Linked DNA regions of Homo sapiens: region 2 is linked to region 1. A link is a loop called in an ENCODE intact Hi-C map of the cell type or tissue named here. Cell type or tissue: PC-3. All regions are shown on one strand. Each heading gives the region's core, and the rest is flanking DNA. Links, peaks and the distances in the headings are about the cores only. Region 1 overlaps SHC4 (SHC adaptor protein 4). Region 2 overlaps SHC4 (SHC adaptor protein 4).

Region 1 (16,414 bases), core at 3,080-11,079:
TCTGTAGCCTGCTCAGGATTGGAAGAAAAAATGTCTCAAGATTAAGAATCTTCAAAATGGAGTAAACCCTGAAATATGTCCATCAAAGTAGGGCTAACAGTTTGGAAAGTAGTAGATACCATGTCACTTGAAGAGTAATTGAAGGCACTGAGAATGTGTAAGAGAAGATTTAAAGGGGAGAAGAAATGTAGCTGCTTGCAAATACTGGAAGTGTAGTCAGGTGGAACCATGAATTTATTCAGTAAATATCCAGTGAGCCTCTGCCATGTGCCAGTGACTGACGTAGGTACCAAGAGTACAAAAAACAGGATTATATAATATGTTTGATTCCAGAGGAAATACCAAGGATAGACTGAGAGAGGTTTGGAAAGGCAGATTTGAATGCATCATAAGGCAGAGAGTCTCAATCAGCATTTCCTAAGGCACATTTCATGGAACCCTAGGATGTACATTTCTGTTATACGAGAAAAGGATCCAAGGCCCAATAAAGTTTAGAAAATCTTAAGGTAAGGCTGGGTGTAGTGGCTCACGCCTCAATCCCAGAACTTTGGGAGTCCAAGGCAGGTGGATGACCTGAGGTCAGGAGTTCAAGACCAGCCTGGCCAACATAGTGAAACCCCATCTCTACTAAAAATATGAAATTAGCCGGGTGTGGTGGCGGGCACCTGTAGTCCCGGCTACTCAGGAGGCGGAGGCAGGAGAATTGCTTGAACATGTGAGGTGGAGGTTGCAGTGAGCCAAGATTGCACCACTCCAGCCTGGGAGACAGAGTGAGACTCTGTCTCAAAAAAAAAAAAAAAACAAAAAAGAAAAAAGAAAAAGAAAATTTTGAGGGGTAGAGTTTTTTCAACTATAGCAGCACAGGACTACTCAGTCTTTTTTTTTTTTTTTTTTTTTTATGAGTCAGGGTCTTGCTGTCACCCACACAGGAGTGTATTGGCACAATCATCTCTCACTGAAGCCTTGAACTCCTGGGCTCAAGTGATCCTCCAGCCTCAGCCTCCTGAGTAGCTGGGGCTACTGGCATGTGCTACCGTGCCTGGCTATGTTCTTTTTACTTTTGTAGAGATGGAGTCTCACTATGTTGCCCTGGCTGGTCTCAAACTCTTGGCCTCAAGCAATCCTCCAACCTCAGCCTTCTGAGTTGCTGGGATTACAAGCGTGAGCCACTGCACCAGGCTCAGAGTCTTCAATATACTATTGTATACTGTAGTCTCCTAAAGAGTGATGTGGCTCCTTTCGCTACATTTTTTGACCACAGGATACTTCTTTTTCTAGGCCTAGAATTTCATGGGATGAGCATTAGGGAGAGTTATTCTCTACATGACAATATTCACCTTCAGAACAGGAGGCCTGCAAGCACAGATCTACTGTGGCATGCCCCTGAGACACACCTTGGCACCACATCCAATGGATGCCCAAGTCTTCATTCTGAACCACTCATATCGACCCAGTCCTCTCACCTCATCTCCCTCACTTCACAATTTTTCCAGCTGCCAGTCTGCACTCACTCCTTCTTTCCGTCCTTGCTTTGGGCTTAGCTTTAATGAACCATGCCTTGTATTTCTGCTTCTGACTTGAGCTCCACGTAACAGGGATTCTGATTTCTTCCCCTAAGCTCCCTGGGGTCACCCTGGGTAAAACTTCCCTGATTCCACTGTTCCATCTAGCTCACTGTACATAGAGGAGGGAGACCCAGACAAGGAGTAAGCAGTTTCTCACGTCAGGAAGAGCTTGGGGAAAGCTTGGGCTTTCTCATGTTGAAAGTCTTACTTGGTCTTATTTTCTGCTACTTCCTTGACAGGTCTGATTCTGTAATGGCTTCCTGCCAGGCATAATTTTAAATACTTTTGGTACCTGGGAAACCAGCTATTTCTGTAGACTGTATCATCTTATTCATCCTCACATGAAACACAGATGCACTGCCACACAGTTGAGAAATCTTTCACACGATGAGATCAAGCCACTCATTGAAGGTCACTGGGCGAGCCTTCTACACTCCAGTCGCGTGAATAAAAGTGCATAATGAATTGGAAGGTTTGCATAAAATTCCTGTGGGAGAAATTATTGTGACTTTAAACCATACTCCTCAAAGCCCCTCCCATTTTTGGCTTCTTACCTTGTAACTTGGGTTCTCATTCCAAAATCCAGTGATCTCATTGATTGCAGCACTTCAACACAGCCCATGTACTACAATAAGAAGAAAAAAAAGAAGAAGTAGGACAAAAATTCCAAGAAGCTGTCTCTTAGCTTCACGGCAACTTCCTGGGAAGCACCTAAAATCAGCTTCTGCTATCAAGTTACATTTGCACCCTCTGCCTACAACTGTTATTTCTGACTGTTAATGGACACATGCCTAAAGGTTCAATTCAGTTACAAAACACCAGTTAAATCCAAACCATAATATAGATAATGCAAGTAACAAAGACAAATGTGGGTTCAGTGGTTAAGATCATGGGCTCTGGGGCCAGATCATGTGAATTTGCATCCTGGCTCTGCTACTTCTTAGTTATGGAACCTGAACCTCAGCAAGTTAACTTCTGTGCCTCACAGTTTTGTCATTGGTAAAATGGGGATACAATAGGAATTGTTAGGAGAGTGAAATTATTTCCTACATATAAATAAAGCTTTTAGAACAACGCCTGGTACATACAAAGGCCTAAATAGTAGAGGAAGCAAAAATAAATGTGAGATAGAGAATACAGGAATGTCAAATCTTCTAAGTGGATAGAACAAGCATATAAATGCATAGAATACCAAACTTAGTAATATAAGATCTTATCATCCTTTGCAGCTGATTTAAATATTAAGGGGGTTCTTGACAGGACAAAAGTCATGTGCTGCATCAGTGATTAGTATGGTTAGCTCGAACACCATGTATTGCAAAGGGAATTGTGACTTATAAAGCTGAAAGATGGTTTATATTTAGTGTGGCAGCAGTGAGGATCCATGGCAGGCGTGATGCGATTAGATCTGTGTTGGAGGAGGCTTAAGTCAGCGGCAGTATGAAGGTGGGTTAATGGTGAGGGAATAAGTTAGGATGACCCTGTGGAGAGGGAAGTAACGACAGCCCACACTGAAGAGGGATGGTGTCAATAGGAAGGACGGGACAGATTCAAGTGACATCATGGAAACAGATACTACAGAATTCGGCAGTTGATTTGATACGGAGAACAAGAGAGAAGGATGAGTCAAGGATGACTCACTCAGATGTTTCCAGCCAGGGTAGCAGAGGGAACAGTGATGCCATCAACAGAAACAGGAAAGCCAGGAGAAGGGAAGATGATGAATTGGTTTGGGAGCTGTTGACTTAAGGCACCGGTGGGGTATCCAGGAAATAACAGGCTGGCAGCTGAAAATTGGATTCTGGAGACCTGAGAGGATTCAGCCTAGGGACGTGGACTTAGTAGTCTTCTGTGTAGCTTTGCCAGGTGAGGCTGTGAGAGTCAATCCTCCCAGAAGAGCTTTGGTTGAGGAGGGAGAGTGCTTCTTTGAGAATTGCCTTAGAAATGTTACTAGAGCTAAGAGGTCCAATTGAAAGTGATCTGTTGTCTCCTCGGAAATGATATGCTCCCTGTTTAGCTTTCCTTTGGAGGCTTTCCAGCCTCTCTATGCTTGGGAATGGCAAAAACACTGTCAAAAGATGTCAGGAGCTGGTGGGGAGGGGCACCTACCCAAACACTTCTTGTATAATAGTATTTCTTTTTTTTTTTTTTCTTTTGAGATGGAGTCTCACTCTGTCACCCAGGCTGGTGTGCAGTGGCACGATCTTGGCTCACTGCAACCGCTGCCTCCCAAATTCAAGCAATTCTCCTGCCTCAGCCTTTTGAGTAGCTGGGATTACAGGCGCATGCCACTGCACCTGGCTAATTTTTGTATTTTTAGTAGAGACAGGGTTTCACCATGTTGGCCAGGCTGGTCTTAAACTCCTGACCTTAAGCGATCTGCCCACTTTGGCCTCCCAAAGTGCTGGGATTACAGGCATGAGCCACCGCATCCTGCTGTATAATAGTATTTCTGAGCAGATTGTGCAGGTAGAACTCCTTGATGCACCGAGTGCTGCCTGGAGCCTGGTGCTGGGAAGAGCATGCTGGCCGGGACAATCACCCTGCCAGTCTCATCCAGACTCCTGTTAGTCACACTCAGTTACACTCCTCTTGGGATCTCTAGTACTGAAACATTTTGGATATTTTACTCTGTCCCCATCACACTAGTAAGAAACATTTTGGATATTTTACTCTGTCCCCATCACACGTAACTTCCCAAGCCTTGGGTACCTTAAGGAAGTTGTGTCTAGAGATTTCTCTTCAACTGTAAGTGTTATTAGGAGAAGAAAGCTAGATATAGGAAGTAGGTTAGAAAGCCCATCTCAGAATTGTCAAGAAAGGAAATTCCAAGCATCCAAGCTCCACGTCCAGGTGGCATGAAAAGATTGTCCATATGTCTTCACTGACTTCTCTGGCTTTTGGTACCTTCCAGCGCCCTCTTCCACCCCAGAGCCTAGGTCTTGCGTCCCTATATCCTGCAGTCCTGGCTCTGGAAAGAGTGGACTCCCCACACAGGCTGGAGAGCAGGCCTGGATCCCCTCCAATACCCCCAGGAGGTCTTGTTGGTGAGGAGGTGGGTATCATCTTTCCCTTTAGCTGTAAATCACCGATTGAAGACAAGGTGATATCAACTGGCCCATCCGTGCACACTTTTTGAAAAGGTGACCAAGCACCTACATTTTTCACACTCCGCTGTGGTGGTTCTTCAAAACTTTATATCAGATCGTGTTCCTCCACCACATGAAACCCCTGGCATCTATGATCAAAACAATCTCGTTACTATAAACCCCTAGACCCTGGGGTTCCTGGCCCCAGCTCACCCCTTCAGCTTCATCTGTGTCACTGTCCCCTTACACACTTTGCTGCCACATTGGCCTCCTTTCTACTCCTCAAATACACCCCAGCTCTTCCCTGCACTTGACATTCTGTCCGCCTGGCTCTCCTACACAGTTCTGCAGGACAAACCCCTTCTCATCTTTCAGGTTTCAGTTCAAATGACACACCTCAGAGGCCCCCTCCTGCCACCCTTCATCTCAGCCCCTATTCATCACTGATTGATTATTGGTTTACTTGTTAATTTGCTTGTCTAGTACCTCTTTCTATTCCCTTGGCTATAACCACCATAAGATTAAAGATCACAATCACTGCCATATTCCCTGCAACAGTGCCTAGGATCTGGTGGGCACTCGATAAACACTTGTTGAAAGAATGAATGAAGCATCTTTTGTTCAATTCTATTGTACCTTTACAATGAGTGGGGGCTAGGGCGAGCCGAGGGACGGAGGGAGGTGAAGGCTTGGCTGGTCTCTCCACCCAGGAGTACAAGAGCACCCAGGACTCAGCCTCAGGTGCTACAGGCCAGAACAACGTCTTTGCAAGGTTTCTAGATTTCTCAGCAATGTACTTCATGTTTGTTATTTTTGTTGTTCTTCATTTTGGAGTGGCAACACACAACCTAGACCGAGGAGGTTTTGTAGTGAAGTGGGAAGCTGGCAAGAATGTGCCCTACTTCTCAGGCGGGCTATAAGCTGTGGGTGGGAACAGCCCTGGATGATAGAGTTGACAGTGGGAACTTTAAAAGGAAAGGAGAGTACAGAACAGAAACAGACATTTATGTTCAGACAGAAATGTCTGAACAGGAGGGGGACAAAGGGACAAACGGAAACAGCTGGAACAAGGACACCCAAGGCTGATCAAGTTTGAGACCCACGTGAGGAGAGTGTCAAAGTGAAGGCTATTCTCAGCCCAGTTATTAAATAAGTTGCCATTCATTTTGGTTATCAATGAGGAGAGGAATTTTTAGTGTCTTGGGGGTGAGAGGAATTCCTCCACGGTGTCGTTCTTAATCACACTTCATGGTTATAACCACCTTATCTGCTTCGGACTAAGGCAAGCCCAAGCATTGCTTCGGGATCCCCTTCCCTTCATGTGAACCTCTGTTTTGATTCATACACTTGTCTGTCAGCTATGGCACAGGTGACTCCCTGTTGCAGGGAATATGGCAGTGACTGTGATCTTTACTCTTACGGTGGTTATAGCCAAGGGAATAAAAAGAGGTACTAGACAAGCAAATTAACAAGTAAATCAATAATCAATCAGTGATGAATTGGGGCTGAGATGAAGGGTGGCAGGAGGGGGCCTCTGAGGTGTGTCATTTGAACAGAAGTTTCTGGAAAAACATGAGTCATGGCCTGAGATGATTGACAATGAGGACAAGTCCCCTTCCACTGTGGGCATGTGTTGAGAAAATCACAACTGATTTTTGCCACAATTACCCCAAAGACAAGAATGGAGTGAGTCTTCCCATTGACTCACACAATCCATTTCACTTAAAAAACACCGTGGTGAGGAAGCGGGGAGGGGGCGGTGCATAAAAATACTCTGTCCACTTCTTTCTTTAGGTGTTTGATGACTGCATAAGCAGATAGTGGCTGAATATCAAGGCCCGAGAGAGGAGAAGTTTAGTTTGTTAGCTATAAACTGGAGATGACAATACTTCTCATTCACGTATTAAATGCGGATCTGCATAAGACATGGGCTCTGTTCTTAAGAAACCTGGCCCCATTCAGATAGGACAACCATGAAAAGAGATGACCTATCTTTTCTTTTTATGAGATTAGTCATTGTTGCTAACTTTATTTAAGAGATGAGGAAATTGAAGCCTATTAAAGAGAAGTGCCTGGCTCAGTTTCATTTATTCACTGGTACTGAATCAGGGTTTATTCTAGAGTCTGCAGTCCATTGCTAGGACCCTGTATAACAGAAAAAGTGAAAAGAGGAGTTATCCTGCTGGCTGCCACTACCCTCCCTTTGGTCTACCCAGGAACACGGTGAACAGTGTCGAGACGGGGGACCACAATGGTAACAGCAGATGTGAGTCCAAACTGCTCTGGGAACTGCAGGAGGTGAGACAGAGGACACTCCCTAATTCCCCACCCTGTGGTGAGGAGAGGACACTGAAGACCTTTATTTGGAGCCTTACAGGAACAGTGGGAAAGCAGCGGAGCTCAGCGTTGCTCAGACAACCTGCCCATTCAGCCCCCAGCATAGGTTTACCTAACTCCCAACTCGCTTCCTCCCTTTATGCCCCAAGGCAGTCATAATATTTTTGTACTGTCTGAGCTTCAACCACTTGCTCCCAGGGAGAGGTGAACAGCCTATTTATGGCCATGTGTATCTTGGGCTTTGCTCTCCAGAGAAGAAATTACTGGGATTTTCAGAGGAAAGGAATGATAGTTACTTATGGGAAGTCTCATCCTAACTCTCTTACAGAATGATGACTACAAGCACGCTACCTAAAGAAAAAAAAGATACATATTCTTATACTCTTAGAAAGAAGGTCTGCAGGATAATAAGAAACTAACAGTGGTTGCTTTTGGAAGTGGGAGAGAGGCAGGTTTTTACTTTTTACTTTATACTTTTGTACTGTTTATACAAATAAGTGTAAACATATTTATTTTTAAAAATAAGTAGTAGTATTAGTTTAGATTTGAAAAATAAAATGAGCAAAGCTCACTACTTCATCTATAAGAACCACAGTTTTATTGAGTAGGGTGAAATCTCTTTTTATACATGGCTTATTCCCTTTCTCAGAATATACCTGCATCTTGGCTAGGAGTATGGGAGAATATTTTTCAAGAGAAGTTTAAGGCACAGGCCCTGCACTTGGTAAGTTTATAATAAGAGTGCTAAGACAAGGAAGAAAATCACTTCCCAGCTACTTGGGAGGCTGAGGCAGGAGGATCACTTGAGCCCAGGAGTTTAAGGCTGCAGTCAGCTACAATCGTGCCATTGCACTCCAGCCTGGGGGACAGAGCGAGACCCTGTCTGTAAATAAAAAATAAATAATGAATTAAAAACAAACACTGAAGAACAGTATATAATCAACTATGATATAAGGAGGGTCTGACCTTCATGCAATAAATGTTCAACAATGGTAGAGGCCACCAAAATGGCAGGAAAACACAGCAGGATATTTCTGCCACCTTTAAATAATTTTTAGTCTTTCCCATTTAAAAAAAATGGGAGAGTAAGAAACAGGGACATTCCCTTCATAACCTTGAAACACTGTCTCACTTTCTTCCTTTCACTCATGCCTCAACTCACAATAGTAAAGTTTCTGGCCTCATCACTCTAGTGAAACTGCCTGAGCAAACCAACTACTTCCTCAAAGTTCCTTTAGTGAACGATTTTTGTTTTCCTACTCACCTATTGGGGTCACCTACCGCTGTCGACCTTTACTCAATCCCTTCATTTTCCTCTGAACTCTCTTCTTTAGCTTTCCTGAGAACATTTTCTCCAATTCCTCATCTTCTCTGACTATTCGTTCTCAGTCTCCTTTGCTAGTTTCTTATTTTTTAAAAACAATGGTTCCTTCTCTCCCTATACCAGTGATTCTCAACCCTGACTGCATATTAGAATCACTTGGGAAGTATTAAAAATTCTGATTCCTAGGTTCTACTCTAGTCTAATAAAATCAGTCTCTAGCATGTACACTCCTTTGCTTTCAATTACTGCCTCATGCTCATGCCACACACATTTTTAGCCCAGGTTTTCTCCCACCTTCAGATGTGTATTGGCACATGAATATTCTAATTGCATCTCAAATTCAATACATTCAAATTATTCCTCTACTTACATTTCTGATCTAAACCAATAGTATCACTATCTACCTAATTACATAAACCAGAAAAGTCAACTCTTACTTTTTTTTCAAATCCATCAACCAATCAAGAGGTAAGCCGCATCCTTTCAATCTCCCTATCATCGTCATAACTTCCCTGTCTTCTTCCCTGAACTCTGCACACTACCCCCAGCATTTACTATCCAAGTTTAGGCACATTCTTTCTCTCAATTGCAATACTGGGGTCTCATCATATTCATGGGCAAAGCATATGAATTCAACTGCATCCATTTGGCAGGCAGAAAGCGAGAGATTAGCCCCTTTGTTATCTCCTCAGTCTTTCAACCCTACTTGCCAGAGAGTAGGGTAACTATCTGCCCCAGAGAAAGAGTATCTGAATTTATGGAGAGTTAAATAATATCTTGTGTTTCTGTTTGCAATAATAAATGTCTTGTGTTTCTGTTTGCATTTTTGGAGACATACTCTGCCCCAGAGAAAGAGTATCTCTCCATAAATGCAAACAGAAACACAAGACATTGATTCTGACAATTGATCATCCAGATGCGTGGGAGTTGGAGATTTCAAGGATGATCCAGTGTATTCTTTATTCTGAGTTTTATTCTACTGTTGACTTTAGAATATGGCCCTCCCTAAGATGGGGTTTCTGGTGTCCCACCTTTTGAATCTGCCTTTCCCAGTGCAGCCAGCACATTACTAAAACACATATATGGCATGTTATCATTCCGTCCGATCCCCCAATCATTCTCACTTAAAACACTCCCAAGACCCCCATCCTTAAAGCAGAGCTTCCCAAACTTTAGAGAACTTAAGAATCACCAGGGAAACTTACAAATCAGATTTTAAAAATAAAATTCCCAGGCTCTGAGAAATTCTTCTTCAGTAAGACTGTGAAACTGCATTTTAATAAGCAATCAGGTCCTTCTACTACAGGTTGTCCAGGAATCACACTTTGGAGAAAACACCAGTCTTCAGGAAAAGATCCAGCTTTCTTAGAATGATGTACAGGGCCTCTCATGATTTGGCTCTTGCTGAACTCTTTAGCCTTTTCCTCCCCGCTTTTGCCCTCTCATTTTGCACTCTGGTCATTTGCCTGAACTCACCATGCTTCAAAATTCAGAACAACCCCTTCCTTTGCTCCTCCCTCTTGAAATGTCCTTCTTATCCATGTCCATCTTATTAACACCTACTCATCATTCACAAGGAAATGCAAAGTCACTTCTTTTATGAGATCTCTCCTCTTCCTCCCCATCCCTACCTGCAGCCTTGATCTTCTTTGGGCCCTCTTCTATACTCTGTATGAACTTCTAGCAGACCTTTAATAAAACTTCCTTTGCTAATATGGAACTACTTCTTGGTCAATGTGTCCGTATCTCTTTTATAGCAAGAATGGTGTCTGTTTCTTCTTTGTATCCTCTGTGTAAAGCCTGGATCAACAATATTCTTGAGATGAGCAAGTAAGATATGGCTTGAGGTAACTTTTAAGAAAGAATGGGATATGCATATAAAAAAAATCACATTAAGGACTTAAATAATATTAACTGCTCTTTCAAATTGAATCTCATCTAACTTAAATTTCCCAAAAGAATAATCATAAAGGCCAAAAACTCAGTGCTTAATAATAAAGATATTAATGAGCAAAGTAAACTAGATATAAGAAAGTAGCTAGATTAGGACAAACTTGGAACCATATGGCCTACAAAAAGAACAAGGCCCAAACCAATCATTCCAGTCCCTCGTTACCATCTGGGAAACCAGACCCTGTGATTTTTCAAAAGAGGTCAGAAATCAGACTTTATTTGTAAGTTTTCCTGATTTTTAATTCCAGCAAGTCACAATGAACAATCCAAAACAAAATTAAGAAAATAATTTCATTTGCAATATGTGATCAAAAAGAATAAAATACTTATGAATAAATCTGATAGGATAAGCTTACACTTTGAAAACTGAAAAACATTGTTGAAGGAAATTTAAGAAAAGTGAAATAAATGGAAAAAACATCCCATGTTCATGGATCAGAAAACTTAATAATGTTAAGATAGTAATACTCCCAAAAGCTGATCTAAAACTTCAGCAGAATCCCTATCAAAATCTCAGATGGCTTCTTTGTACAAATTGACAAACTGATCCTAAAATTCATGTCTAACTTCAAATTCATGTGTAATTTCCTGACATTCATCTGTAATTTCAAAATAACCAGCACAATCTTGAAAAAGAACAAAGTTAGAGAATCCGCATGTCCCAATTTCAAAACTTACTGCTCAGCTACACAATCAAGATAATGTGGTACTAGCATAATGATAGACATATAGATTAGTAGAATAGAACTGAGTCCAAAAGTAAACCCCTGCATTTACTGTCAATTGAATTTTGACAAAGGTGACAAAAGAATTCAATGGAAAAATGACATTGTTTTCAACCGATGGCACCAGAGCAATTGTATATAAAAGTTGGACCTCTATCTCATACCATAAGCAAAACATAAACTCAGAATGGTTACAAGACCTAAATATAAGAGCTAAAACTGTAAAACTCCTTAAAGAAAACAGTCATAATCACAGGACCTCAGAATAGGCAATGGTTTCTTAGATATGACACCGAAAGCACCAGCAACCAAAGGAAATAAATATATAGGTTGGACTTCATAAAAATTAAATTCTTTTGTGCTTCAAATGACACTAAGAAGAAAGTGAAAAAACCACTCAGAGAATGGGAGAAAATATTTGCAAATGACATATCTGCTAAGAAACTTGCATCTAAAATACATTAAAAAACTCTTACAACCCAATGATAAAAAGACAAATAACCCAATTTAAAAATGGACAAAAGAACTGAACAGACATTTCTCCAAGAAATATATACAAATAGACAATAAGCACATGAAAAGATGTTCAATATAATTTACCATTGGGAAATGCAAATCAAAGCCACAGTGAGGTACAACTTCACACCCTCTGGAATGGCTATAATTTAAAATACAAACCAGCAAACTGAAAATAAATGTTGGTGAAGATGTGGAGAAACTGGAACCATCATACATTGCTGGTGGGAATACAACATGGTAACACCACTAGGGGAAACAGCTTGGCAGTTTCTCAAACAGTTAAACATAGAATTACCCATATGACCCAGCAATTCCACTCCTAGAAATATACCCAATAAAATTGAAAGCATATGTCCACACAAAAACTTGCACCTAAATGTTCATAGCAGCATTATTTATAATAGCCAAAAGGTAGAAATAACCCAAATATCCATCAACTGATGAATGGACAAATAAAAGGTAGTATGTCATGCAATGGAATAGTATTTGGCAATAAAAAGCGATCAAGTATTGATACATGCTGCAGCATGAATGAACTTTGAAAATATTAATTCTAAGTGAAAAAAGACAATCATAAAAGACTGATTTTATTTTATTTATGTGAAATGTCCAGAATAGACAAATTTGTAGAGCTAGAAAGTAGGGCTATGTGGTTTTTGGGGAATGGAGTGTGACCTCTAACAGGTACAAGGTTTCTTTGGGGGTTGATAAAAATGTTCTGTAATTGGTGATAGTTGCACAACTCTGTGAATATATTAAAAAACCATTGAATTGTATACTTTAAATGGGTGAATTATATGGTATGTGAATTACATCTCAATAAATCAATTACCAAGAAGCAACAACAACAAAAGGAATCCAAACAAGCAATATCTGCAGGCAGTGTGTGATCCTTGATATAAACTATTCAGGAAATATGTATGAATGGATGAATAATGGATAAATGAATGAGGCATCAGCAGTGACTACAGTTTTTTGAAATATTCTGTAGCCTTGAGGTGGAGTTCATTGCTCTTCCTTTGGGATCCCAGAACACCTTTGTCACACCCCTAGGTTGCAGTCACCCTGTGGTGCTGCAATTTATCTGTTCCAATGTCTATGCCTCCTGCTGGACTATGGGCTTCTCAAGGGCAGGGAGTGAGTCTTAGTCATCATTATGCCCAGCACCTCTTACAGTGCAATTAAATGATTTATTTGAATGAACTAGCCAAGAAATGATGTTCAGGAAGTCTCAAAATAACCTGCATCCTAACTGGACCATTTGTAATGTGTTCCTTCTTAAAGGGGTATATTGTCAATTAAAATAATCCTGAAGTTAAGCTGGCCAAAGCCCTCCTTGTGCCAGGTTTGAGCTGGAATGTGGGTCGTGTAAGAAGGGAATGGAAAATCCTTCCCCTTTTAGTGTAACACCAATCAAATGAAAACCTGGGCAGGGTTTTGAAGAAGCGGGAGTAGGGCATCTCCTGCCCTGGAATAGGGAAGCAAGTTTAGAGAGAGCTCAGTGAGATGGACAGAGAGATGAGCTGCTTGGAACACAACTTTAAGGAGGAGGTGCAAGTGGTCTTGGCAAAAACGGACTTTTCTTAGGAATAATCTTATAGCACCTTTGAATGCTATAATAATAGCATTATATAATAATATGTATATTATAATCTATAGCATCAAGGAGCATAAAGGTGCTAACACTTTCCATTTCTTCACTATTCTGTGTCCTCTTTTATTTGCTTTTCTACAGAGCACTTACTGCTGAAATTATTATGTATTTGTTGGCTATCTGTCTCCCCTACTAGAAGATTAGTAGCAGAGAACAGGGAGTGTTGTATCCCCAACACCTAGAACATAGTAGACCCTCCAAATATATTTTGGTTGATTGAATTTGAATATATATTTTTAAAATAGAAACATCTATTTTTGCTGAAAACTCCTCCTTCTGCTCCAGGTTTAAAAGCCTGAAAATCTGGATTTGTTCAGTCATTCACATTGGAGACTCAACAACCAGGAAATTTCAACCCTGTAAGTCATTAGTCATTATAACGATGGAACCTTCTAATAGTAAGTTGTGTGTTCTGTTTGCTCTTACAAAAGGCAGATCTCCTTTCTCCAGGGTTCCTGCCCAAGTCAAAAGGCAGGGTTGTGAAGTGAGCAAAGCCTTTCACTTGGCCCAATCCATCTCCTTCGATGTCTTTCCCTGCTAAGTGGACTCCACCCCAGCAGATGGAGAGAGTCTCCATTGTCTCCATCCCCAAGATTCTATTCCCAGTCCGCTTAAAGTAAGCTGAACCAAGCTTGTGCCTGCTTCCCCTTTGCCTTCCACCATGATTGTAAGTTTCCTGAGACCTCCCCAGCCATGGCTCCTGTACAGCCTGCAGAACTGTGAGTCAATTAAACCTCTTTTCTTTATTAATGACCCAGTCTTGGGTAGTTCTTTATAACAATGTGAGAACAGACTAATACACTGGGAAATGAGCTGCCTACAATTGTCCAAAGAAATCTTTCAATTTCTCTGAAAAAAGTACTGGTCATCTGTGGGCAAGGAAAGTATGACAACCATCTGCATCCCGTGAGGCAGCTATGTACTGTCTCATTCCAACAGTCCTACTCCCATTGAAAATCCCTTACACAGGGGAATTTGTTTGAACTAAGAGAGGTTTCATCTCTGCCTACAGACTTGAGCACAGACAAAGTCACCCAGCTGGAGGTCATCCCTGTGGCAAAAACTATACTGATAGCATTTGGAGAGCTATGACTTCTCCTAGGAATAACTTTACACCAATGTGTTGGGAGCCACAAATGGCTCTTTCTGCTGCTGGGCATGGCCAGAAAAGTTGTGCTATGTGATTCATCATGTGCCTTTGCACAAATAGAGATGTATATTCTGTTTAGTCGCAAAAGTATTATATCATTTGAGCCTCATAATGAAACTGTGATGAGACCTGAATAGGTAGGTGATCTCCTTTTTTATTTTTATTTTTGTAGAGATGGGGTCTCATTATGTTGCCCAGGTGATCTCAAACTCCTCACTTCAAGTGAATTCTCTCACCTTGGCCTCCCAAAAACCTGGGATTACAGGTCTGAGCCACCACGCCTGGCCCTGATGCCTTTTTACAGATGGAAAAACTGATTCTCAGAGGTTCAATGCTGTGCTCAAGAGTCACAGGGCTGATTAATGGAGAATAACCCAGATCTTTTGATGTTTAAAGCTGCTGTTCCATGTCATCTTTCCGATCCTGACCTAAAGAAGTTTACCATCTAGGGGAGACTCATGCCTTGCATATATTATATATAGAAGATAGTACTCTATCACACAGACACATAGATAGATAGATAGATAGATAGATAGATAGATAGATAGATAGAGATATAAATAATACACATATAGATCTATCTATCCATATCATGAAGAGAAAGAGGAGTGGTAAGGCCAGACAACCCCTGTATGTAGCAAATGTTTTACACTATCCAATAACTTATAGTGACTTGACAAAAGATTGCTGCATCCAATACCTAAGACAGTAAGTATTGTGCTCAGTTTTATACTGTGTCAGCCATTCTGTGTTCTCTGAAAACAGGAATTGCTTTGTACAACGGTGAATTCTCCTTGACCAAAATATTCCCAATATATCTTTGCAGAAATTCCTTGAGGCCTTGTATTTTATATTCAATTTTAATGTTGTTATTGAGATCTAAAAGTTGCAACCAATAGCTTTAACCCAAGTCTTTTGCGGGGAGGAGCAAGTGTTGGCACTGTAGCCAAGCCTCCTAAGAGACTTTTAAGATCTTTATCACCATGTAGGCCTAATCCTAGGAAACCAGGAATGCTACTCTCTGTTGTTGGAGAAAGTCTTTAACCTGGTGGGACTGGTTCTCCGAAATGAAAATGAGAATTGGAATACTGGCTTGCAAAAGCTGACCCTACTCAGATTAAGATGTTTTGTAATAGCAATTGACTACTCTCTCCTGATAGATCCAGCAAAATCCCAGGTTGTGTCAAAGTATTAATACATTCAGAAGAGAAGAAGCCTTAACAATGCAACTTACAGGAAGAACAACTGAATAATTGATCCCAGCAGCCGTTTAACTGGAGACCTATGGTTTAAAAAGGCAAGCTTTCTCCTATTCCCTGGAAGGCCCTTATTCCTCTGAACACTTTATCCTCTATTATTTTCATTTCTCTATTTCCCTCACTCCTTTCTTTTGTATTGTGGGAGTCATTAGTACCGTTCCACAAATATTTCCAATTCTTCATCTTCCCAGCACACAGCAGCATTGCACTTCTCCTGCCCCTTTGAAGTTGGGTACAGCACCTGATTCGGCCAATGATATCACTGTGGGAGTGATTTGTCACATGTCCTTTCTCTTGCAATTGGGGAGGCACAGATAGAAAGCCACCTTCAGCCTTTTTGCTGAGTGAGAATAACATACAGCAGATGCCCCAGCCAATGTGCTCGGACCATGACATGAGCAAGAAGTAAACCTTTTTGTCTAAGCCACTGAGATGTTGGCATTACTTGTTAACATAGAATGACCTGCCCTATCCTGACTGATACAATAACCATGAGAGGGGAGAAGGAATATGGCATACAGTCTAGGAGCATGGGCTTTGAGAATCAGAAGGGCCTGGGTTTGAATCTCAGCTTTACACGTACTGGCTGTGAAACCTTGGACAAATAACTTTAATTCTCAAAGCCTCAGTTTCCTCATCCATAAAACAAGAACAATAGTTTATGTGTTTCATAGGGTTATTGTGAGGATCCAATCAGGTAATGCATGTGTGGTGCTAAGCACAGTGACTGGCACATACAAAGGTCTCAGCATATGTTCATCATTACAGTGGGATGACTATACTGCTGTTCCTGATTGTCTTCAGTTCTACCTGCCTCAGTATGGGGAGCTGATAAACAA
Region 2 (16,414 bases), core at 4,439-12,438, 62 kb before region 1:
GAATCATATGAATAGTGCTACTGTATGAAATTGTCTTTGAGTTTTTTGAAGTGAGAATTGCAGTGAGTCCCTGCAATGGGACATGTTCTTATAGCTACTAGGTGATATAAATTATTTCTTAGGTGATTTGTGGAAATAGTCTCCTCCTTGCTAGTCAGGCCTCATATCCGGAGACCTAAAAAGTACCCTTGGAGATGTATCCTCCAGTTGAGCCATGAGAAGCTGTGTTACATTATAAGAAAAGGTAATTCACTAGTCCCAGATACTTGGGAGGCTTAAAGGAGGGAGGAGAGAGGTTCACTTGAGCCCAGGGGTTGCAGGCTCTAGTGTACTGTGATCACACCTGTGAATAGCCACTGCACCCCAGCCTAGGCAACATAGCAAGACCCTGTCTCTAAAAAAGAAAGAAAGGAAGAAAGAGAGAGAGAGCTTACATAATATCAAGTATGGCTTAAATGATAAAATATCTCCTAACACTAATATGCTAGCAACCTAACCAAATAAATACTTTTTTTTTAAAGAAAAGGTAATCCTTTTGTTTTTAATCTCGTAAATTCCCAGTCCAATTAAAAATGAAGTCAAGGCCAGGTGCAGTGGCTCACGCCTGTAATCCCAGTACTTTGGGAGGCTGAGGCAGGTGGATCACTTGAGGTCAGGAGTTCATGGCCAACATGGTGAAACCCCGTATCTATTAAAAATACAAAAAAATTGGCTGGGCATGGTGGCAGGTGCCTGTAATCCCAGTTACTTGGGAGGCTGAGACAGGAAAATCACTTGAACCTGGGAGGCAGAGGTTGCAGTGGGCCAAGATGGCGTCATTGCACTCCAGTCTGGGCGACGAGTGAAACTCCATCTCAAAAATAAAAATAATAATAATAAATAAAAATAAAAATGAAGTCAAAATAGAAAGTCATATCAAAATGGAAACAACAATTTTTGCAATTTTATTTTTTCTTAGGATTGAGGAGATGTTGAGAGATGAAGATGAGGAAGATAATGAGAGAAGCAGGATACTTAAGCCTAAATAAATAAATAAGAAAAGCTAAATTGTACTTCCAGTGAGGGCGATGAGAGAATAGGATGTTTAAAAGAACTCCGTGAAAAGATTCAGATCTGAGTTCAAGTTCCAATTATGCCACTACTTATGTGACCTTGAACAAGTCACTTTATGGCAAGGTCCTTGTCTGCCAAGACAATGTCCTGAGTCATCTTTGAAGTCTTTTTGTTTTACAGAAACCCTATTCTTCCTCTGTCATGGAAGCTCAAAGTCTCTGAGGAACAGGGCGGCATGTGGGTACACAGAAATGAATGAATCAATCAGACACATCAACCAGCCTCTAACGCTTCTGGCGTACCTCTAGAATGTCTTATTTATCTCAACTTTTCTGATTCTGATGCTTTGAGGTTTGGGTCCTGTTCATAGGCTGATGCTATCAACATAATTTTCTGCTTTTCTTTGGATTAGCCTATTACTACCATATTACTTTATTTATTATAGAGACAGGTGTCTCACTACGTTGCTCAGACTGGACTTGAACTCCTGGGCTCAAGTGATCCTCCTGCTTCAGCCTCCCAAGTAGCTGGGACTACAGGCATGCCCCAACACACCCAGCTTGAGAAGACTGGACAAAAATAAAAGAACAAACAGTGGTGTCTGTCTGTCTCCAGGCAAGATGCAACAGCAGACAAACAGACTGACCTCATGCAGATGTTCTGCCCAGTCTCACCACCTTCAGGGAGCACATGTACTTTCACAGTTCCATTGTTGCCTCTCATAGACATGCTATGTTGCTCTATGGAAATGGTCTTTTTTAGGTTGGTCATGGGACAGGATAGAGGTGGGCCTTGAATCACATATAAATATGCCCATTTCCCAGGATTAAAACCAATTCCAAAAGCTTGGCCAAGAATTGCCCAATTTTCAGCTAAAGGGAAAGAAGAAAGACAAGTAACTATATATAAAAAGAGCCAAGTCACAAAAAAGAGGGTGCCTTTTCAGGGATATGGTAACTTTGTTACCAAGGCCTGAGCTTTGCTTCCCATGTCTGGAATCAGATGAAAGTCTGGATTTTTTTCATCCCACCTGTAGCAGGATGGGCTCACACTTCCAGCCCTGGGTATCAAGTACTAAACTAAGATTCAAAAGAACCTGAGATACATATTCATCTGTCTTTTTTATTTGGTTATTGAATTAGGTAGTCATAAACAAGAGGATTACAACTATTACTAAAGGATAACAGACACTTCTTTACTACTTTTATATTTGTTCTTAATAAACAGTTTTTTTGTTTTGTTTCTGTCTTTTCCTTTTATACTTAGAAAACCAGAAATTCAAAAGTTCAGCTTTTCAGGTCAACCACCAGATGGTGCTATGGGATCAAAGCAGGGAGTCCTCCATACTTTAGGAAGAAACAACCTCAAAGAGGCAAGCCAGTATTCAGTTCATAGCTAATTAATACCACCAGGACAGTCGTAGGCATACTTTATAACTATAAACATAAATAAAAATAAGTGGATTAATTTAAGTTGGTTTTACTGGTTTTGGGGTTTTTTTTTTTTTAACTTTCTTCAGAGACCCAGAAGCATGGCCTTCCTATATCCAGGTAGTCCAAGCAGTCCAGTCCTATTCACAGACTAGATTCAGGGAAAATATTAAAACATTCCTGGACTGCCACACATTTGGAGTAAGACAATGTGGATTTCCTCATTTACAGCAATTACAGAAGCAGGGTGTATTAATCACTAACTAAACTCAAAACATTCTTACTGGAACTTAACCTTTTCTATAAAAAAGGCCTTTGATAAAATGAAGAGTTCACTAAAGGGTCCTAGCCAAGATGGAAAAAGTGGGAACTGCCCTGATTTAAATGCACTAATGCTAAAAGCGAATCAAGCAAAAGGAAGAGTGGGAAGCTTCGGGATTGTCAGCATGAAGCCCAGTCTCCTCTGCTCATCTCCACTTCCTGTCAACCATACTGTCCTCCTCATCCCTGCAATCTGGCTCCTGCCTTTCTAGGTGTACAAAAATTGAGCTTTCCAGAGTGACCAGTGGCCTGTTAATTGCTGGGCGAAATAGCATCTTCCCACCCTCATGCCCCTTAACTCCTTTTCAGTGTGTGACCATCTGAGATGTCTCCTTCAGAAGAACCTTGCTCTTCCCCTCTGTTAGGTAATACTCATTTCTTGACTTCCTCCTGTCCCCTGACTACTCCTTAGGCAAGTCACTGTCTCCTGTGGCTTCCCCCACTCCCTGACATCCTTAGCCCTCTTCTTTCTAGGTTCTGCTAAGAAGTTGCAGTTTTTTTCTGCACCTGCAGGCCTGGCCTGCCTCCCTCCCCTCCCTGCCAGCCCCACCCCCAGCCCCAGACCTACTCTCTGGGCTTCTCTTGTCTGCCATTTTCTCCTGGATGAAACAAACTTGCTAGTTAATTTTATAACATCAGCTTTCTGATTTCATTATTTTAAAACATTTATTCAAAGGTTTTGGATATTTTTTCTTTTTATAAATGTAATAAATATTCACTGTAAGAGTTTTAGAAAACAAAAAGGCACCAAGAAGAAATAAAAATTACAGAAAATTTCACTATCCAGTGGTTATCTCAATAACCACTAGGAACATTTTGCCATATGTCTTTCCTATCTTCTTATAATGCGTATCTACCCAGAAAAGTCACCTGGGATTATACTATACACAATCTTCATAATGTTTTTTGCATTAACAGCATTGTGAATATTTTTCCCATATAATTACTTATTTTTCTACTATTAGCTTTAATTGCTGCATCATAGTACATTCTATGAGTTTATTTAATTTGCTACTTATGAATACTAAATTTTGTCTTATGATATAAATAATATACAAAAATGATCTATATTGCTTAATCTTTGTACGTATCCTAATTATTTCCTCAGAAATAAAACTACTGGTTCAAAGGCATTTACATTTTTAAGATGTTTGATGCAAATGATCAAATTGCTCTTTAAAATGTTTGAATCTAAACTCTTTATCAGCAGTGTTCAAGAATAACTACTACTCGAAACCACATTTTATCTTTTTTCAATGTTTGAAATTTGGAGATGAAATATGATGTCTAATTATAATTTGTGTGTCTGATTGCTAGTGAGGCTAAACTTTTTTATTTTTCAAATGTTTCTTGGTGCCTTGCCATGTTCTTTTGTGTGCTCAGGACGTAGAATCTGTCCATCCACTTAATGGCTGGGTAATCTTACGAAAACCGCCTTATTTTTCTCACCTCCAGTGTTTTCTTCTATTTAAAAAAAGGAATGATATGTTTACATACTCCCTAGGGCTGCTGTGAGGATGAAATGAGATAATGCAGATGGAGTACTGAAAATGCCTGGCACATAGTAAGCATGCAATAAATGGTAGCCATTTTTCTTTGCCTATTTTTTTTATTAGATTGTTTGTTTATTCTATTTATGAGAATTTCTGTTTCTTTAGTGGCAACATCACTCCACATCACACAGAATAGTAATAATAGCTACCATTTACTGCCTAGGTGCTATAAGCCAGGTATTGAAATGTTTGCATTGCATATGATATCTCATTAAATCCTCAGGAACATCTGATTCCTATTTCTCCATCAATCTAAATATCTAAATAGTCATCAAGTACTATTAGTTCACAAATTTGACCCAAACTCTTCCTTCCTCCTCCAGTGCCATTTAGAACATTACACTGCTGCCCACGACTAATGAGATGTCCTCTAAATTGAATTCTATCATTCCAGGTGGCTTTTCTGCTTTCCAATACCAATACCACTTTCTTTTTTTTTTTTTTTTTTTTTTTTTTTTTGAGACAGAGTCTTGCTCTGTCGCCCAGGCTGGAGTGCAGTGGCGTGATCTTGGCTCACTGCAAGCTCCGCCTCCCGGGTTCACACCATTCTCCTGCCTCAGCCTCCCGAGTAGCTGGGACTACAGGTGCCCACCACCACACCCAGCTAATTTTTTGTATTTTTAGTAGAGACGGGGTTTCACCGTGTTAGCCAGGATGGTCTCCATCTCCTGACCTCATGATCTGCCCGCCTCGGCCTCCCACAGTGCTGGGATTACAGGCGTGAGCCACCGCGCCCGGCCTCCAATACCACTTTTAAAGACACAACTGCCAGAAAAATGATCATTTAGTAATTTCAGAATAGCAAAACATAATAATATTTTTAAAGCTCAAAATATTTGATGGCTCCAGTGACCTCCTGGCCAGTATTCAAAGTCCCCCCACAATCTGTCTCTGGTCTATCTTTTCAGCTGTGGGACCCCTACTTCCACTTTTTCCTTTCTCTGCAACCCCGCCTTTACACGCACATTCGCACAACCTGCAAACACTTGGCTGTAAGCTCTCATTACACTGCTCTTTCACCTGTGTCTTTTTTTACTTACTCCACAAATCCCAAGCATCTACTGCGTTTTAGGCACTGTTCTCTAGGCATCCCTCTTTCTCTATGCACATCTTATGGATTATGTTTCTCCCTCTTGCTAAATGATAATACCATGGTGGGATTTTCCTTCCATAATCATTAATAATTATTTGTGTATTCAAAAGCTGTGTCATCACCTCTTTGCGGGCACTGTCAGTCCAAGGGCTCAGGTCGGGGGAAAAGATTTAGCACTAGAGGACTGTGTGCAAGGAGGAGGTATGTTGAGAACACAGTGTCTTCTCACAGGATTTTTATAGCCAAGCTATATGAGAAAGAACGAGGAGATCAGAAAAGGAGGAAGAGGTGATAGAGACATATTAACTTTTAAAGCCAAGAAAACTACCCTATGTTACTAAGTTATCTTCTTGGACACACCCATTTTCCTATAGGAAAGAAAGATGTAATAAGGGAGGAAAGAAAACTATGCTTTCCATGTGTTATGCAGATGTTATTATTCCCACTTAAAAGATAAGGAAATCAAGGTTTGAGGTTGTGAAACAATCTGCCTGACATCGTACAGTGAGATGATGAAATAATTATGATTCCAACCCAGTCTTTCTGACTCCAGCATCAATCTTATTTCCTATACACAGGCTGATGGCTAAAGAAAGAAAAAACTGAAACCTTGATTTGGACTGTTTCTGTCCCTCACCTCCCATCCAGGACCTCGCTCAACAGTTCACATGAATGCCTTCTCAAAATCCCCAAGCCAGGATCCCCAGGGGTCCTCTTCAAGCAGCTCAGCTCTGACAAATGACTCAGGCACCAGAACAGGGGCTTTCAAAGTGAATGTGCTGCATCATAATTTTCTCTGCCTCTCCTGTTTCACTTAAGCAAAGGGAGAGCTTTGCAGGCATGTGGATCCTTCTTGGCCATTACCCTTAGCAACAACATTAATCTTTGAACTCTTCACCATCATTTACTTAAGAGCAATGACATGCCCAGAGATATTCTGTGACTGACGGCAAAGTTACTAAACATCTAGATTTCCTGATGTATTTTTTTCTTCCTTTCACCCTGTCATTTCCATGTTAAGACAAAAAGTGTTGTTGTTCAGAGGCCTTCCCAGAAATAGCAAGCAGTTATTATTTAGGGACGTTCAGGCAGGGATGAGAAGAAGTTGCCCTTTTCTGGTATCCTTTGTTGTGCCCTGTTCCTACATTCCCACTGCCCCATTCACTGGTTCCTGTCTCTCCTGCACACTCTTTGACCATGATTCATTCTTCTTATTTAGTTTAGAGTGGGTCAGTTTTAATGGAGTATTTCATACTGTTTATCCTCTGTTCCTTCCTTTTCATCTTTTTGCTGCCACATTCTTTTGGCAAACATTTGCTGAGGATCTACTACGTGCCAGGCTCTGTGCCAGCAGCTGGGCTTCATCATTTCATTTCTGACAATCACAATAGCTTCCAAATGGATATCCCTGCCTTAAGTTTCTCCCTGAATCCATCTACTACATCCTGCTGCCAAACCAATCTGTCTAAACTCTACTTTGTAAACAGTACTCTCCACCCATCTGCCCATGGGATTAAGTCCCTACTCATTAGCTCTCTCGTGTCTGTCCTATAGATGCCTTTTACGCTTTTACATTGTGAGGTCCAGGGTGTTCTATTTATTTACTCCCCAGCATCCCATGTACATTTCCACCTCGGTGTCTTATAGCTCTCTAAATTTTCAAGTCCTATTCCATGTCCACTTAATAAATGTTTGGGGGCAAACTCCATACCTGGGACAGCAGAGGATGTGGCCCAACCAATACGTTCTAGTTAAGGAGGAACCTAACACTTCTCCCTAAGAGGAGTCTGAATGTCCCAGCGTTAGGGATGAGAAGCAATACTAACCATGTGACCTTGCTAAATCCTGAAACAAGAATTCCCATCAAATCACTCTTCCATTCACTCAGTCATTCAATAAAATAGTTTTTGAGTATCGCCTATATGCTAGGCATCATGGTGAGTGCTAGGGAACAACAGCGAGTAAGAGAAACAGGTTCCTGCCCTCATGAAGATTTTAGCCTAGTAGAAAGGACACATTAAACATACAAACAAGTGCAATATGTGAGTAAATAAAATATTAGGTTGGTGCAAAGGTAATAGCAGTTTTTGCCATTAAAAGCAATGGCAAACTGTGATTACTTTTGCACTAACCTATAATAGAAATGTGGAGTGTTAATGAAAAGAGAAATAAGTGTTGTGATGCAACAAGGTAGGAAATGCTACTGGAGACAGGAGGTGCTATCAAAGAAGGTCTCTGAAGAAGAGGCATTTAAGCTGAAATCCATATGATGAAGTCAAGCATTCAAAGAGATAATACAGGCTCTTGAACAGCAAGTACACAGACACACAGACACACACACAGACACACACACACACCAAAGCCAATGCAGGCCAATAACCTCACTCCTCACTGGCTTTGATCTTACATGTAATTCATTTGTCCAGTGGGGATGTGACAGCCAGCCCCCTCTATCATAACCATAATAGCTTCTCTTTTGATAGCTAAGCCTTTGGTTTGTGGATCTTTAAAATGATTTAAATTTCATCTACATAGTTTTTCTACTTTGCTCTGCTAACAGGGCAATTTATTTCCAACTCAAATTTGCATAATATTTCTAGAATCCAGTATAGCACCCTAGTGATAGTCATCACTCTGTACATTGAAAATAACTGTTGGTTACTTTTTAGAGTTGGTATATACCAGCTCTTTAAAAAATCTGTAAGTTGCTTTCCATACCTCGTTGATTAACTGGATCTTTAGCTACGTAGGCAACATAGTCTGTAGTATCCTATAAAAAAGGGAAAATGACTGTATTTAAAATGGATGAACTGTACTGTTGAAAGAAACATATATTTTGGACATGATACTGAGGCAAGGACTCAAATACAAATGTTTTTTATTTAAAGAGACAAGAAAAGCATTGTAAAAGGGAACATAAACAAATATACACCATATAGTTTAACAATTATGGAGTCCATGTTCTCTGTCCCTTGGGGAAAGAATTGGAAAATTAAAAATTTAGAGGCAGACTGTCATTAAGAATAAAAGAGAAAGCAGATAGGGAACATGTTAGGACATATTCTTTAAAACTGGCTAGAGACTATGATGCTGTCCTAGGTTGAAAGTTGAAATATCAGGGATTATGCAATCACAAAAGTGACATAAACTAAGATAGGGTATCATGATCTCCTGTTGTCCAAACATATACCACATACATCAGAAAGTAAGTTGACTAAAGAGACATGTTGGATTTTGTGGTTGTTAGCTTGCTTGTATGCAGTGTAAGTTAACTTAAGGGATAATAAAGTGAAAATACAAGGAATTTATTTGATCAATATACAGAAAAGAAAAATCATTTTAAAAAAAAGAGAACCCCTGAAAAACTTAAGAAGTTCAAAAAGAGATGCACTGCTGACTTCGTAAAAACAAACCAACAAAACGCTACTTGGTAATTCCAGCTTTTATTGAAAACAGTAAGCTGATGAATGATAAGGTTTTAATAATTAAAGATGCTTTTTGTTATCTAAGTTCTTGGGAAAAAATACACACAATTCCATTTGCAGATTAGAAGTATGACTCTCTAGAGGGAAGATGCAATCAACTGGCAGGAAATAAAAGCCCATGTTTGTAATACCCTCAAGGATAATCACTTAATAACCCACAATGAATCACACAGGAAGTGGATCTCAGGGTCAGCATAACTCGTCTTGGGCAATTAAAGAAAATAATAACACATACCTGAGTAAATTTCTCTTACGCAAAAAGAAAAAAGGTTTTAAATATCCTCTAAATAAATAAGGCCATATCCTTGGGCTTTGTTTTATATGAATTTAGAAGGAAAGCCACAATTGCTGGGGACTTTGCCACTCTTATTCAAGTGAAGAGGTGGTCTGATGCCAGCCATGCTGTCTGGTAGGTCCAATTATGGGAAAGAGGCTGTGAGACCTCTACAGACCTCAGTTTTCTCATTTTCAAAACAGCCTCCAACATTGGTATAGTTCTAAAATTCTATAGCTGTAAACATTTGGGAGAATTTACAGAATGCTAAAAGTAAAGCACAAATAGCAGGGGAAAATATGTTTAAATGTATTTAATTTTTGACATACTCACAATGCACTTTTTAAGTGGAGAAAGTATATATAGTTATAGAGGCATTACCAACAACTGTTTTCAGGGCTGACGGATGGAAAACAACTGTTTTTGCAAAGAGAGTAAAAATGAGGGTGAGCAAAGGCCAAGAGATGAGAAGGCTATTCATTATTTTTGAAATTTTGGAGGAAATCTTGTAGAAAGATTACTATGTTGGACCTCAGGGACTTTTAAGTCAGCTTCCTACCCTTGTACACAGTTCACTGTGAAGCTGTAAACGATCTCAGTTAATATCCTAAAACAAATATGGGTATGTGTTAGCAATTGTGGTAGTAGTTACTTCTTGTGACTGTGTGCCAGGACCTGCGCTAACACTAACCATGTATCATTTCACTTAATTCCCACAACACTGTCAGGCAATAGGGATTATCCTCCATTTACATATGAGGACTCTGGAGTTTAGGGAGTTTAAATAAGTCACGTCTACTTGACTCCAAAGCCTGGCAGTACATAATACTGCCTCCCTGACCTGATGGTAAAACTTCATAGAGATGATTTCTAATGCCAATGCTTAGGGTGGCTCCAGACTTCTATTTTACTAGACAGGTGCTTTAACCAACCAAGCCATGGCACCGCCGCCAGATTTCTACTTTAAATTAGAATCAACAGGCTTTCTCACCAGCTTTAGAGAGCACAGAGGTGCTCTCAATGCAGCAGGTACAAACTTTCCCATAGTGGCCACAAATTATTTAATGTTTGTTTTTTATAGGAACAGTGGTTTGGTCAATTTAAAGAACTAAAGGCACATGAAGAGAGTATGAAAAAAATTAAGATTCTGGAGAACAATAACAGAAATCATTCAGGGCATGCCTTGAGTAAATGTTTGCGCACCAATTCTAACATGATGACAACCCTTAAGAAATTTAGGGCAAATGCCAATAATTATTTTTCACACTACATGTATAAACACTACTTTAAATCTCTTAAGAAAAGTATTTGAGTTCCTTCATGGATGACTGAGCTAGGGAGAAGAGAAAGTGCTGGTATTTTTCAGCCTGGATTCAGTTGACCCTCCCTGCCAGCCACCATCCTTGGTGTTGCTATTGAGGCCAGATTACAAGGCTGGATGGAAAAGAGTCCAGATAGGCTCTTGGGCTCAAATAGCAGCTGCTAAGCACCAGACACCTTGTATGTCCCTTGTTTGCTAATGGGAATTCACAATTAGGCATCTGTGGAATTTCTTGGGGAAAAGGTGGAACTCTTAACATTTGGTTTACTTTTAAAAATGGCAGCATCATGGAACTAATATATAATAGTTATTTGAAAATAACTATACCCCAGGCTAAAAGATGAGGAAGTAGTAAAGCTTAAAGGGGAAACTGGATATCCATTAATTAGAAAACAAGGGTTTGAAATCCTGTAAAGGCTGCTTTTCTTCCATATGCTTCGTGAGCCAAGATCGTGCCACTGCACTCCAGCCTGAGTGACAAGAGTGAGACGCCGTCTCAAAAAAAAAAAAAGCATGTCTTGGTTTGACATGCTTAAATACTTTAGGTCATTGGTAGCCAATGTGAAGACAAGTAATTATTGAAGTGTTTTTAAGAATTGGCTAATTTAGCTATATATTTTATACACAGGTAAGTTACACCAACACCCAAGAGGAAGAACCTGCTTAAATGCTTTAGATGCCAGTAAATGAAGCAATGATTACAGAGTAACTTCAGAACTTTACTTCCTTTTAGGATATACAATTATTTCTCCCCCATTGAATATTTAGCAAAAAGTTTAAAACAAATGAAAACTACCATGGTATCAGCTGCCAGATTTAGTTTTTAGCATCCTCTATATCTTTCTTGGGTTTCTAGGTTATTGTCCTATCATTTATGACTCTACATTTTATTCCTCAATTACAGGTGAAAACTAAATGTGGTGGATAGAAAACAATCAATGGTTAAACTGAATTGTATTGGTTCGTTCCTGAAGGATATAATCTTTTCTTTAAAAAATGCTTTGCAGAAAAGAAGGTAATACATTCTGAGTAAGAACAAGGTCTGTGTATGTTCCCCCTGCTTTCTTGACATGGCTGATGTTTAACCATTATGAAAGTCATACTCCATCCTCTTCTAACCTTTCATCAAAACATATGGAAGATTAGAAGAGGAAAGAGTACAATAAAAAGACCAATAATGTCACAGAGTGGCAAAAGTATTCTTCTACTCCCTCAGTTTAAACAGATTTGCTTCTTGCTCAGTTGCAGGCTCCCTAGCTTCAAAGCCCCTCTCCTTTTGCTGTGGTCCAGAAATGGTGCAGTAGGGAGTCAAGGAATGACACTCCATTCTGCAGAGTAGGCTTGGAGAAATCCTGTACAATTTCTGGGAAGTGAGTATCACATGACCCCATCTTGGTAGAGAAGAACTACAAGTTCTCTCTCCCCAGCTCAGCATTTCCTCCATGAGTTCCTGCAAACCTGGTTGCTCATTCCAGATTAGACTTAGTTGACTTGGTTGATATATCAAGTCCAGTTGATTAGTAAAGTGTTCCAGAAACTCTGTGTTGAGAAGAATTCTAAGGAAGGATTGAGCAACACATGTATGACATACTTGCTTTTCATGACCTAGATATTATCAACAAGAAGCTTATTAGATGATAACTCCATGGCTAATAACACAATGGAGCACTACTAGCTCATCTACTAATCCAAGTATTTTAAAATTTAATAATAGGAAATGTTTGCCTAAAGAAAATATTTTATTATCTGCTACATGTAGCTATTCACAGACTGTAATAGTATGTTAGGAAAAGACATGTAGTGGCTAATATGGTTTATGTAAAAGTTATTTTATTTTATTATCATCCAGCCCCAAATGTCAAGAAGTTATTTTAACTCATAAAAAGAACTTCTGTGAATCCATACTTACAGGATCCCCTCCAGAGGCAAATGAAATAGACTGCATATGATGATTTGCAATAATCTGAAAAACATAAACATGTATACTAATATAAATTAATTGTTATTTCTAGTTATATACAGTCTAACAGTAATAGACATACATTTGTTTGTTTTGTTTTTGCCTGATCAGCATCCCTTTGAAAACCACCCAACCTACACTCTATAATAATCTCATTTAAACCACGAGATTCTGATGATTTTGTGATGCCCATCTCACTGCCCTTGCCCACCCAGGTGGAACATTATCTAGGGCTAGCCAATCAGAAAATACCATCTCTCTGGATACAGCAGAGCCAATCAATGTATTTTGGGAAGAACTGAAATGAATAATAGGAGAGAAAGCATCTCTCTCTGCCATTAAAAACTATGTAAGCCCAAAGCTTCTAGGGGCCATATTATGCTGCCATGTGAGAAAAGTCTGCTGGAATATGAAGCTTTTCTTCTGATGAAAATCGGAACTGAGAACTAAAAATAGGAAAAAAGTCTGGTGGTAACATTTGTTCCATCACTTTAACCAATATATTTCACCCTCTCCCTTTATATTTTTGTTTCTTTTTGCAAAAGTTAGTTTGAATTTGATTTCAGTCATTCACTACTAAATGTATCCTGAGTAAGGCACTAACATTAGGACTTCTAATATGAGTAAGAATCGCCAAGTAACCACATTAATTAGCTAAGAAGATTGTCTTCTATTTGAGAGTCTAGGATTGCTTGTTTGCAAACCACAGTGTAATGACCATTTGCAGAGACATATCTGTCATGCTATTTTGAAGGTTCATTAAAACACCAACTATGCACCTATTGACTAATCCTGCTTTCAAAATTGTGTGACAGAATCTACCAAAGCTGATTATATAAGATGACCAGCAATTTTATTCCTAGACGTATATCCAACACAATTGTGTAAATATGTGCAACAAAAAATATTCTCAAAGAAGACAATAACTGCCCTGTTCATAACAGCCCTAAATTGGAAACAATTCCAATGATGACTATTGTAATATTCAATGGTGGCATACTATATAGCAGCAACATGTTTGCTGAGCAAAAGAAGTCTAACACAAAGAATATACTGCATGGCTTAATTTATATGAAGTTCAAAACTAGGCAAAATTATGGTATTTGAAATCAGAACAGTGGTTATTTCTGGAGCACAGGAAGAAGGGGCAAAAGATTTTCTGGGATTGCTGGAGTTTCTTGATCTGAATATTGGTTATACAACTGTTCATTTTGTGATAATTATTACGGACTTATTATCTGTGTACTTGTCTACATTTATATTTCAGTAAAAACAAAGTCAATATACAAAGATCAATGTCATTCCCATATATCAACAATAGTCGGCCGGGCGCAGTGGCTCACGCCTGTAATCCCAACCCTTTGGGAGGCCGTGGCGGGCGGATCATGAGGTCAGGAGATTGAGACCATCCTAGCTAACACAGTGAAACCCCATCTCTACTAAAAATACAAAAAATTAGCTGGGCGTGGTGGGCACCTGTAGTCCCCGCTACTCAGGAGTCTGAGGCAGGAGAATGGTGTGAACCCGGGAGGCGGAGCTTGCAGTGAGCTGAGATCATGCCACTGCACTCCAGCCTGGGCTACAGAGCGAGACTCCGTCTCAAAAAAAAAAACAGAAAAATAGCCAATTAGACACTGTATTTTGGGGAGAAAGGTACACTTTGTAAGAGTACTTTAGTACAAAACTAATAAGAATCATGTAATGCTTTTTGGAAAACTTCACTGAAGAGTATAAATAAGATCTGAACAAGTAGAAAGATATATATCACTCTCATGGATGAGAAGATGGTATTACAAAGGTGTCAATCCTACCCCAGATTAATTTATAAATTCCATGCAATTCCAATAAAAATGCTTCTAAAATTCATATGGAAGAATAAATGTGCAAGAACAGCTAAAGCAAATTTTAAAAGAACAAATGCATAAGAATTCCCTTATAAGATAATAAGAAATATTATAATATCACATTCAAGATGCTCCTAAATTCATATGAAAGAATAAATGCACAAGAAGAGTTAGCGCAGTTTTTTAAAGAACAAAGACAAAATATTCCTGATCAAACAGCAAGATATAAAACTGTAAAAATGTCACAAGAATTCAAAGTCTAAAAATAGACTCATGTATTTAAGAACTTTTAGTCTATGATAAATCTGACACCAAGCAGCAGTCAGCCAGAAATCATGTGTCCATGGTGAGAAGAACTAGAGCAGGGGCTCCCGACTCCCCTGGCCAGAGACCAAGTACCAGTCCGTGGCCTGTTAGGAACCGGGCTGCAGAGGAGGTGAGCAGTGGATGAGCAAGAGAAGCTTCATGTGTATGTACTGCTGCTCCCCGTTGCTCACATTACTGTCTGAGTTCTGCCTCCTGTCAGATCAGTGGCGACATTAGATTCTCATAGGAGAATGAACCCTATTGTGAACTACACATACGAGGGATCTAGGTTGCATGCTCCTTATGAGAATCTAATGCTTGATGACCTGAGGTAGAGCTGAGGTGGTGACGCTAGTGCTGGGGAGTGGCTGCAAATACAGATTAACAATAGCAGAGAGGTTTGACTGCACAGAGACCATAATAAATCAATTGCTTGCAGACTCATATCAAAACCCTATCGGTAAGTAGCAAGTGACACTTAAGTTGCATCTGGTGGCAGGCTACATAGTGGCAAGTGAGTTGATGTACTTCAGTTGTACAGCTGCAGCTGATGGCAGGCTTTAAGTCTGAATCCGACTATTTTAGTTTGTTCCTGACCCGCCCATTATTTTATTTACCACTCCCATCCATGTCTCTTTCCTGCACCATGCACTTTCTCGGTCACAGTTTTGGTAAGCCCATAAGCTAACCCTAGCCAAAATGAGTAAAAAACAAACTTCACTGGAGAGGTTCTTTGAAAAGGGGGAAAGATCCAGTGATGAGACTGCAGAAGACTTTAAGACTGCCAACAAAAATAAAGCTGCATTTAAAAGAAAATATCAAGAGTCCTACTTAAAATACCAGTTCATTACAACAGGTGATTCACATTATCCAAGCTTGCTTTGCATAACATGTAGCAAGTGGCTATCTAACAAAGCCATGAAGCCTTCTAAACTGCTTTGTCACATGGAGACCACACACCCTGCATTAATACTAAGCCTTTGGAGTTTTTCAAAAGAAAACAATGTGAACACAAAGAATAGAAGAAATTATTGAAGGCCACCACTTCATCAGATGTGTTTGCACTGAGAGCATCATTCTTAGTGGCTAACCACATTGCTAAAGCTAAGAAGTCCTTTACTATTGATGAAGAGTTGATCCTGCCTGCTTCTAAGGACATTTGTCATGAACTTTCAGGAGAGGCTGCAGTTCAAAAGGTGGCATGTGTTCCTCTTTTGGCTAGCACCACAACTAGATGAACTGATGAAATATCAGAGGATAATGAGGCACAATTGTTAGAAAGGAACAATGCTTTTTTGTGTGTGATATATTTTGCAGGAGGATGTGAATGAGGATATGCTATATGCACTTTTGTTGCCAACCAGCACCACAGATGCAGAACTATTCAAGTCTTTGAATGATTACATATCAGGAAAGTGGAATCAGTCATTTTGCATCGGTATATGCATGGGTGGAGCAGCTGCCATGACTGGATGGCATTTTGGTTTCACTACTCAGGTCAAAGAGGTCGCTTCTGAATGTGAGTCTATGCACCATGTCATCCATAGAGAAATGATGGCTAGTCAGAAAATGTCACCTGAACTTAACAACATTTTGCAGTATGTGATTAAAATTATCAACCATATTATACATGCCCTTAACTCACATCTGTTTGTGCAGCTCTGTGAGGAGATGGATGCAGAGCACACACGTCTTCTCTTACACACAGAAGTGAGATGGCTTTCTAAAGGTAGATCACTGGCCAGAGTTTTTGAGTTAAGAGAGCTGCTTCAGA

What was found. Hi-C counts contacts between places; a loop is a spot of excess contacts. Peaks named below come from ENCODE experiments on the same cell type or tissue, not always from the same donor. Only the 100,000 strongest peaks of a DNase experiment are listed, where the experiment ranks them.
Region 2: a loop joins it to region 1, with 4 times the contacts of the local background. A loop is called at or near these places in 6 of 110 quality-filtered maps.

What each region holds. Positions count from the first base shown.
Region 1 is chr15:48,922,760-48,939,173 of GRCh38, forward strand. SHC4 (SHC adaptor protein 4) reads right to left here. Exons shown (of 12, transcript NM_203349.4): 2 at 2,120-2,190. Among named protein-coding and RNA genes, the nearest start is that of SHC4, 33 kb to the right of the region's middle. In PC-3, for the core only: no CTCF peak of the experiment used is centred there; DNase peaks (open chromatin) are centred at 3,232, 6,342, 6,492 and 7,052; H3K4me3 peaks cover 1,509 bases; H3K27ac peaks cover 5,179 bases.
Region 2 is chr15:48,859,650-48,876,063 of GRCh38, forward strand. SHC4 (SHC adaptor protein 4) reads right to left here. Exons shown (of 12, transcript NM_203349.4): 5 at 12,440-12,493; 6 at 8,169-8,220. Among named protein-coding and RNA genes, the nearest start is that of EID1, 10 kb to the right of the region's middle. RefSeq lists a silencer at 14,674-14,995. In PC-3, for the core only: no CTCF peak of the experiment used is centred there; DNase peaks (open chromatin) are centred at 6,712 and 9,092; H3K27ac peaks cover 4,842 bases.